2 separate regions of the Homo sapiens genome follow, and region 2 is linked to region 1. A link is an interaction called in ENCODE POLR2A ChIA-PET data of the cell type or tissue named here. Cell type or tissue: OCI-LY7. All regions are shown on one strand. Each heading gives the region's core, and the rest is flanking DNA. Links, peaks and the distances in the headings are about the cores only.

Region 1 (5,699 bases), core at 640-4,639:
AGTTAAAAAGCTCCTTCCTATGGAAGGTGGCATGGAGGCGCCGGGGGGATTCCATGTCAAAAGTCCCAGTTCTGGCCGGGCGCGGTGGCTCACGCCTGTCATCCCAGCACCTTGGGAGGCCGAGACGGGTGGATCACGAGGCCAGGAGTTCGAGATCAGCCTGGCCAACAAGGCGAAACCCCATCTCTACTAAAAAATACAAAAATTAGCCGGGCGTGGTGGCGCGCTCCTGACGTCCCAGCTACTCGGGAGGCCGAGGCAAGAGAATCGCTTGAACCCGGGAGGCAGAGGTTGCGGTGAGCCGAGATCGCGCCACTGCACTCCAGCCTGGGCGACAGAGCAAGACTCCGTCTCAAAAATAGACACAACAGAAGTCCCAGTTCTGCCCCTGGTTGTGCGGTCCGCACTTAACTAAGAGGCTGGCATCTCTGGGAACAGCCTCCGGGACCCGCGCGCTGGTGCGTGCTGGAGGGAGTAGGGAGGGGTGGGGCGGTAGGCATCGCCCTCCGCCGGGCCCGGCTGGAGCTGGCTGGAGACCCTTTCAGCCCCGGGAGGAAGCGGAGCCCAGACCGAGCCAGAGCGGAGCAGCGGGAGGGAGGGCGGGGAGGCCGCCGGGCAGGAAGCGGGGTCCCGCCCGGGCCTCTGGAGCCACGTGCGCTTGTTTCCGTGCTGGGGCGATCACGTGACCCGCGTCAGCTGACCCGTCACGGTGGAGCCCGGTGCTCGCGCCCGGCAGCCTCTGCCCCGCCGCGCCCGGAGCGCAGGACCCGCGGAGGGGTAAGCGCGCCCCCCGTCCGCCTCTTCGCCGCCGCCGGCTTCCTGCGGCCGCCTCCGCCCCAGCCCCTGTCCCGCGCCCATCCCAGCCCCGCCGGCCTGGCACCCCGGAAGCCGTCGCCAGCAGGGCCGTGGCTGGGCTCAGCCCCGCGCTGCCCCCGGGCGGCCTGGAGGAGATGGCCCAGGGCAGCGGGGGGCGGGAAGGCGCTCTCAGAACCCCGGCCGGGGGCTGGCATTCCCCGCCAAGCCCAGACATGCAGGAGCTGCTCCGGAGCGTGGAGAGGGACCTGAGCATCGATCCCAGGCAGCTGGCTCCGGCCCCGGGGGGCACCCACGTGGTGGCCCTAGTGCCTGCGCGCTGGCTGGCCAGCCTCCGCGATCGCCGGCTGCCCCTGGGACCCTGTCCCCGCGCAGAGGGCCTGGGAGAAGCGGAAGTCAGGACTCTCCTGCAGCGCTCTGTGCAAAGGCTGCCTGCCGGCTGGACGCGCGTGGAGGTGCATGGGCTGCGGAAGCGGAGACTGTCCTACCCTCTGGGCGGGGGCCTGCCCTTTGAGGACGGGTCCTGCGGCCCTGAGACCCTCACTCGCTTCATGCAGGAGGTTGCCGCCCAGAATTATCGCAACCTGTGGCGCCATGCATACCACACTTACGGCCAGCCGTACAGTCACAGCCCTGCCCCCTCAGCTGTCCCTGCCTTGGACTCAGTACGGCAGGCTCTGCAGAGGGTCTATGGTTGCTCCTTCCTGCCAGTGGGTGAAACTACCCAATGCCCTTCATATGCCAGAGAAGGCCCCTGCCCCCCTCGGGGCAGCCCTGCTTGCCCTAGTCTTTTACGGGCTGAGGCCTTGCTGGAGTCGCCGGAGATGCTGTATGTGGTACACCCTTACGTACAGTTCTCCCTACATGACGTGGTCACCTTCAGCCCTGCCAAGCTGACCAACAGCCAGGCCAAGGTGCTGTTCATTCTCTTCCGCGTGCTGAGGGCTATGGACGCCTGTCACCGCCAGGGGCTGGCGTGTGGGGCCCTGTCTTTGTATCACATCGCAGTGGATGAGAAGCTTTGCAGCGAGCTGCGACTGGACCTGAGTGCTTATGAGAGGCCCGAGGAGGACGAGAATGAGGAGGCCCCTGTGGCAAGGGATGAGGCGGGCATTGTGTCTCAAGAGGAGCAGGGAGGGCAACCTGGGCAACCCACTGGCCAGGAGGAACTTCGGAGCCTCGTGCTAGATTGGGTCCACGGCCGCATCAGCAACTTCCACTACCTCATGCAGCTGAATCGGTTGGCAGGTCGGCGGCAGGGGGACCCCAACTACCACCCCGTGCTGCCCTGGGTGGTGGACTTCACTACGCCCCATGGGCGCTTCCGAGACCTGCGCAAGTCCAAGTTCCGCCTCAACAAGGGGGATAAGCAACTGGACTTCACGTATGAGATGACACGGCAGGCATTCGTAGCAGGCGGGGCGGGCGGCGGGGAACCCCCTCATGTTCCCCACCACATCTCAGACGTGCTCTCCGACATCACGTACTATGTGTACAAGGCTCGGCGCACGCCTCGGTCGGTGCTCTGCGGACACGTCCGCGCGCAGTGGGAGCCCCATGAGTATCCGGCCAGCATGGAGCGGATGCAGAACTGGACCCCGGATGAGTGCATTCCGGAGTTCTACACCGATCCCTCTATCTTCCGCTCCATCCACCCCGACATGCCTGACCTGGATGTGCCAGCCTGGTGCAGCTCCAGCCAGGAGTTCGTAGCTGCCCACCGAGCCCTGCTGGAGAGCCGCGAGGTATCCCGGGACCTGCACCATTGGATCGACCTCACGTTTGGCTATAAACTCCAGGGTAAGGAGGCTGTCAAGGAAAAGAATGTGTGTCTGCACCTGGTGGACGCCCACACTCACCTGGCCAGCTACGGGGTGGTGCAGCTCTTCGATCAGCCACACCCCCAGCGCCTGGCTGGGGCTCCTGCCCTTGCCCCCGAGCCTCCCCTCATCCCCAAGCTGTTGGTCCAGACCATCCAGGAGACCACAGGCCGGGAGGACTTCACGGAAAACCCGGGACAGCTTCCAAATGGAGTGGGCCGGCCAGTTTTAGAGGCCACTCCCTGTGAGGCTAGCTGGACCAGAGACAGGCCGGTGGCAGGAGAAGACGACTTGGAACAGGCCACAGAAGCTCTGGATTCCATTTCCCTTGCTGGGAAAGCAGGTGACCAGCTGGGCTCCTCCAGTCAAGCGTCCCCTGGACTTCTCTCTTTCTCAGTGGCCTCAGCCTCCCGTCCAGGCCGCAGGAATAAAGCTGCTGGGGCAGACCCTGGGGAGGGTGAGGAGGGGAGGATTCTTCTTCCCGAGGGCTTCAATCCCATGCAGGCCCTGGAGGAGCTGGAGAAAACGGGCAACTTCTTGGCCAAAGGCCTAGGGGGCCTGTTGGAGGTGCCTGAGCAGCCCCGGGTCCAGCCGGCTGTGCCACTGCAGTGCCTACTCCACAGGGACATGCAGGCGCTGGGTGTCCTATTGGCAGAGATGGTGTTTGCCACCAGGGTGCGGACGCTGCAGCCCGATGCACCTTTGTGGGTACGCTTCCAGGCTGTCCGAGGGCTCTGCACGCGCCACCCCAAGGAGGTCCCTGTGTCTTTGCAGCCCGTGCTGGACACACTCCTGCAGATGAGTGGCCCCGAAGTCCCCATGGGAGCAGAGAGGGGCAAGCTGGACCAACTGTTTGAGTACAGGCCTGTCTCCCAGGGCCTGCCCCCACCCTGCCCAAGCCAGCTTCTCAGCCCCTTCAGCTCCGTGGTTCCCTTCCCACCCTACTTCCCGGCACTGCACAGATTCATCCTCCTGTACCAGGCAAGGCGTGTGGAGGACGAGGCCCAGGGGCGCGAGCTGGTGTTTGCTCTGTGGCAGCAGCTGGGCGCGGTGCTGAAGGACATCACCCCTGAGGGCCTGGAGATCCTGCTGCCCTTCGTGCTCTCACTCATGTCCGAGGAGCACACAGCTGTGTACACGGCCTGGTATCTGTTTGAGCCTGTTGCCAAGGCACTGGGCCCCAAAAATGCCAATAAGTACCTCCTGAAGCCGCTCATTGGTGCCTACGAGAGCCCCTGCCAGCTACACGGCCGCTTCTACCTGTACACGGACTGCTTTGTGGCCCAGCTGATGGTGCGGCTGGGCCTGCAGGCATTTCTCACTCACCTGCTGCCCCATGTCCTGCAGGTGCTGGCGGGCGCAGAGGCCTCCCAGGAGGAGAGCAAGGACCTGGCAGGGGCTGCTGAGGAGGAGGAGAGCGGGCTGCCCGGGGCCGGGCCTGGCTCCTGTGCTTTTGGGGAGGAGATTCCCATGGATGGGGAGCCTCCTGCCTCCTCGGGCCTGGGGCTCCCAGACTACACGTCTGGCGTCAGCTTCCACGACCAGGCTGACCTCCCTGAGACAGAGGACTTCCAAGCCGGGCTCTATGTGACTGAGTCTCCCCAGCCCCAGGAGGCTGAGGCTGTGAGCCTGGGCCGGCTGAGTGACAAGAGCAGCACCAGCGAGACCTCCCTGGGTGAGGAGCGGGCTCCAGACGAGGGGGGTGCCCCCGTGGACAAGAGCAGCCTTCGATCAGGTGACAGCAGCCAGGACTTGAAGCAAAGCGAGGGCTCCGAGGAGGAAGAGGAGGAGGAGGACAGCTGCGTGGTGCTAGAGGAGGAGGAGGGGGAGCAGGAGGAGGTCACCGGGGCATCTGAGCTCACTCTGTCTGACACGGTGCTGTCCATGGAGACGGTTGTGGCCGGCGGCAGTGGGGGAGATGGAGAAGAAGAGGAGGAGGCACTGCCTGAGCAGTCAGAAGGCAAAGAACAGAAGATCCTCCTTGGTAAGTTCCCAGGTCTGGGAGGTGTTGGTCAAAAACACCTCCTGCTGGCCGAGCACAGTGGTTCACGCCTGTATTCCCAGCACTTTGGGAGGCTGAGGCGGGCGGATCACAAGGTCAGGAGATCGAGACCATCCTAATAACAAGGTGAAACCCCGTCTCTACTAAAAATACAAAAAAATAGCCGGGCGTGGGGGCAGGCACCTGTAGTCCCAGCTACTCGGAAGGCTGAGGCAGGAGAATGGCGTGAACCCGGGAGGCGGAGCTTGCAGTGAGCCGAGATCGCACCACTGCACTCCAGCCTGGGCGACAGAGCGAGACTCCATCTCAAAAAAACAAAACAAAACAAAAAAACAGCTCCTGCTTCTCCCTGCACACTGGCAGAGCACCTACTCTGTGCCAAGCAGTGGATCGAGCCAGGACCACCGGCAACACAAATGTAGGCCTGCCTTCACAGAGCTCACACCCAGCAGACGAGATGCCGCAGTGCAGACAGTCTTAAGCAAGTGTATTATGTTAGTGCGATAAAGAACATGGCTGCATTCCTAGGAGGGAGTGCAACATGGAGCTTTTCGGCCGGGCGCCGTGGCTCACGCCTCTAATCCCAGCACTTTGGGAGGCCGAGGCAGGAGGATCACTTGAGGTTAGGAGTTCGAGACCAGCCTGGCCAACATGGTGAAACCCCATCTCTACTAAAAATACAAAAATTAGCCAGGCGTGGTGGCGGGCACCTGTAATCCCAGCTATTCAGGAGGCTGAGGCAGGAGAATTACTTGAACCCAGGAGGTGGAGGTTGCAGTGAGCTGAGATCACACCACTGCACTGCAGCTTGGGCAACAGAGCGGGACTCCGTCTCAAAAAAGAAAAAAAAAATGGTGCTTTTACATCTAGTTTTCAAGGGTCAGAGCAGGCTTCCTTAAAAGGAGAGACAGTTGAGGTTCAAGGAGGAGTAGGAAGAAGGTAGACAAAAATGGGCAAAAAGAAAGTCTGAAGGCTGAGGGAACAGCATGTGTGAGGCTCTGAGGCTGTCATGTTCCATTAAAGAAGAGAAGCGGGGGACCGGGCGCGGTGCTTCACGCCTGTAA
Region 2 (4,000 bases), core at 1-4,000, 580 kb after region 1:
GAACGCTGAGACGGGCGGATCGCTTGAACCCGGGAGGCGGAGACTGCAGTGAGCCGAGATCGCGCCACTGCACTCCAGCCCGGGAGTCTCCAACAGAGCGAGACTCCGCCTCAAAAAAAAAAAAAAGTCAATTTGGGAATTTCTGTGTCACTATGGATTCTTGAAAAAAATTACTGCTGTGGATCTCAGGTTGACTTTTTAATTTCCCATCTTTAAAATTGAACTATACCAGAAGGCTGGTACTTGAATCTTTTTTTGGAGAACTGTACAGAGGTGAAGCTCCCTTCCCCAAGGCCTCCTGCCTCCACCTGTTGCCCCTCCACAGCCCCATAGGCTTTTACCCCACACCCATCACAGAATAGTTACCAATTATTCCTTAGTCTGAGCCGAAGGGATTGCCACAACCTCTGACAGAACTCCTTCAGTTCCTTTTACGTGACACTTTGTCACCGGAAGGTTAAGCATAAGAAGAAAGTCAGTAGATGATGGGTGAAAAGATCCAACAGTTCAGAAGAGGAACCATTTGAGTGGTCAGAGCAGAAGACAGCCTTTGCCACCAGATTTGAGAGAAATAGGAAGAAGCGTTAAAAAATAATCTGTTTCATATTGAAATTTGAGAGGCCATTGCATGATTTCTTTTTTCAGCTGGAAAAATAATGGAAAACAAGAAAACTTTCTTAGGACAAATGGCACCACCCATTTAATGCAACAGTGTCAGTGAACTGCAGATTAGATATGCCAAAAGTTAAACCAGTTCAAGAAAATTTACCAGAACTCAGAAGGAAAAGGTAATAGATAAAAACTGAGAGACAAAGATAGGAGACATGGAGAAGGGGTACAAAAAATTAATAATTAAATACGAGTTCCAGAAGGGGATAATACAGCTGACTGCAGAAGAGCAATAATCAAATAGTAGAAGAAAATTTACTACGTTGGTGGAAATTTTTGAATTATCAGATTTAAAGAATTCATGAAATACCAGGTAAAAAGAAATGACAAGAAAGACAACCATATTTAAGTCAGTATCACAATGAAAGCTGCTGAGATTTTTTGTTTTTCGTTTTTTTTGAGACGGAGTTTCACTCTTGTTGCCCAGGCTGGAGTGCAGTGGCACAATCTTGGCTCACTGCAACCTGCCTCCTGGTTTCAAGCAATTCTCTTGCCTCAGCCTCCTGAGTAGCTGGTATTACAGGCGCCCACCACCATGCCCAGCTAATTTTTTGTATTTTTAGTAGAGATGGGGTTTCACCATGTTGACCAGTCTGGTCTCGAACTCCTGACCTCAGGTGATCCACCCGCCTCAACCTCCTAAAGTGCTGGGATTACAGGCGTGAGCCACCGCGCCCAGCCTTGAATTCAGTTTCTAAAAGTAAAAATTGTACAAGTTGGCCGGGCGCGGTGGCTCACGCCTGTAATCCCAGCACTTTGGGAGGCCGAGGTGGGCAGATTGCCTGAGCTCAGGAGTTCCCAACCAGCTTGGGCAAGATGAAACCCCATCTCTACTAAAATACAAAAAAATTAGCTGGGTGTGGTGGCGGGCACCTGTAGTCCCAGCTACTTGGGACGCTCAGGCAGGAGAACTGCTTGAACCTGGGAGGCAGAGGTTGCAGCGAGCCGAGATTGCTCCACTGCACTCCAGCCTGGGCGACAGAGTGAGACTCCGTCAAAAAAAAAAATTGTACAGGTCATATTTACTTAGCACAAAGTAATAAAACTAGAAGTGAATAGCCACAAATGAAGCAAAACATTCTAACCATTTGGAATTTTTTTAAAAACAACAATTTTAGGCCAGGCCCCGTGGCTCATGCCTGTAATCCCAGCACTTTGGGAGGCCAAGGTGGGCAGATCACTTGAGGTCAGGAGTTCGAGACCAGCCTGGCCAACATGGCGAAACCCCGTCTCTACTAAAAATACAAAAACTAGCCGGGCGTGGTGGTGGGTGCCTGTAATCCCAGCTACTTGGGAGACTGAGGCAGGAGAATCACTTGAACCAAGGAGGTAGAGGCTGCAGTGAGCCGAGATCACGCCACTGCACTCCAGCCTGGGTGACAGATAGAGACTCTGTCTCAAAAATAAAACAAAACAAACACTTTCCACCCATGGACACCGCCAAGTCTAAGTCAGAGTCTCCTAAAGAGCTCGTACAGCTGAAGAAGCTCTTCATTGGAGGGCTGAGCTTTGAAACAACCAATGAGAGCCTGAGGAGCCATTCTGAGCAATGGGGAACACTCGCGGACTGTGTGGTAATGAGAGATCCAAACACCAAGCACTCCAGGGGCTTTGGATTTGCCACATATGCCACTGAGGAGGAGGTGGATGCAGCCACGAATGCAAGGCCACACAAGGTGGATGGAAGAGTTGTGGAACCAAAGAGAGCTGTCTCAAGAGAAGATTCTCAAAGACCAGATGCCCACTTAACTATGGAAAAGATATTTGTTGGTGGCATTAACGAAGACACTGAAGAATATCACCTAAGTGATTATTTTGAACAGTATGGAAAAACTGAAGTGATTGAAATCATGACTGACCAAGGCAGTGGCAAGAAAAGGGGCTTTGCCTTTGTAACCTTTGATGATCATGACTCCGTGGATAAGACTGTCATTCAGAAATACCATACTGTGAATGGCCACAACTGTGAAATTAGGAAAGGCCTGTCAAAGCAAGAGATGGTGAGTGCTTCATCCAGCCAAAGAGGTCAAAGTACTTCTGGAAACTTTGGTGGTGGTCGTGGAGGTGGTTTCGGTAGGAATGACAACTTTGGTTGTGAAGGAAATTTCAGTGGTCATGGTGGCTTTGGTGGCAGCTGTGGTGGTGGTGGATATCGTGCAGTGGGGATGGCTATAATGGATTTGGTAATGATGGAAGCAATTTTGGAGGTGGAAGCTACAATGATTTTGGCAATTACAACAATTAGTCTTCAATTTTTGGACCCATGAAGGGAGGAAACTTTGGAGGCAGAAGCTCTGGCCCCTATGGTGGTGCAGGCCAATACTTTACCAAACCACGAAACCAAGGTGGCTATGGCGGTTCCAGTAGCAGCAGTAGCTATGGCAGTGGCGGAAGATTTTAATTAGGCAACAAAGCTTAGCATGAGAGGAGAGCCAGCGAAGTGACAGGGAAGCTACAGGTTACAACAGATTTGTGAACTAAGCCAAGCACAGTGGTGGCAGGGCCTAGCTGCTACAAAGAAGATATGTTTTAGACAAATACTCATGTGTATGGGCAAAAAACTCGAAGACTGTATTTGTGACTAGTTGTATAACAGGTTGTTTTAGTTTCTGTTCTGTGGAAAGTGTAAAGCATTCCAACAAAGGGTTTTAATGTATTTTTTTTTTTTGCACCCAAGCTGTTGATTGCTAAATGTAATAGTCTGATCGTGACACTGAATAAATGTCTTTTTAAAAAAAAAAAACAACAAAAAAACCACCAATTTTAAATAATTCATGGGTCAAAAAAGAAAACAAGACTAAAATCTTGGATTATTTAGAAATTATAATAATGAAAATATTGCATAATGGAATCCATGATATTAAAGCACTTCTCAGAGGAAAAATCCTATAAGTAACCTTATATGCTTTCTTTTTAAAGTGAAAATTAGTAAGCTAAGCATTCAACAAATATAGAAGACAATTAAAGGAAAATGGCAGAGTAAACAATCAGAAATAAGGGAAAAAGAGCTGTACTTTAAATAGATTGAAAAGCTCATTCTTCAGAAATAAAGCAGATACTAATATACACACATTTCTGGCAAAAAATAATTTTTAAAAAAGGGACATCCTCTTGGATGTTTCATAAACAATTCAAACTTAGCTAATCAAATCTGATTTTCCTGTCAAATACTTATTTCTTCTCCTGTTTTAAATCTCAACAAATTGTACCACCATTTAAGTCAAAACCCAGGAGTTACTCTTTTTAAAGAAAAATTTTTGGCTGGGCACGGTGGCTCACACCTGTAATCCCAGTACTTTGGGAGGCCGAGGTGGGTGGATCACAAGGTCAA

What was found. Peaks named below come from ENCODE experiments on the same cell type or tissue, not always from the same donor. Only the 100,000 strongest peaks of a DNase experiment are listed, where the experiment ranks them.
Region 2: POLR2A ChIA-PET joins it to region 1 with 6 read pairs; 6 of 35 experiments call an interaction of 5 or more read pairs at or near these places.

What each region holds. Positions count from the first base shown.
Region 1 is chr17:1,724,010-1,729,708 of GRCh38, forward strand. WDR81 (WD repeat domain 81) reads left to right here and starts at 695. Exons shown (of 10, transcript NM_001163809.2): 1 at 695-4,617. The coding sequence starts at 951. RefSeq lists an enhancer at 258-758. In OCI-LY7, for the core only: no CTCF peak of the experiment used is centred there; a DNase peak (open chromatin) is centred at 672; H3K4me3 peaks cover 1,268 bases; H3K27ac peaks cover 38 bases.
Region 2 is chr17:2,304,649-2,308,648 of GRCh38, forward strand. The region is part of intron 1 of SRR (serine racemase); the gene reads left to right. It also overlaps the pseudogene HNRNPA1P16. Among named protein-coding and RNA genes, the nearest start is that of SRR, 2.7 kb to the left of the region's middle. In OCI-LY7, for the core only: no CTCF peak of the experiment used is centred there; no DNase peak of the experiment used is centred there; H3K4me3 peaks cover 199 bases.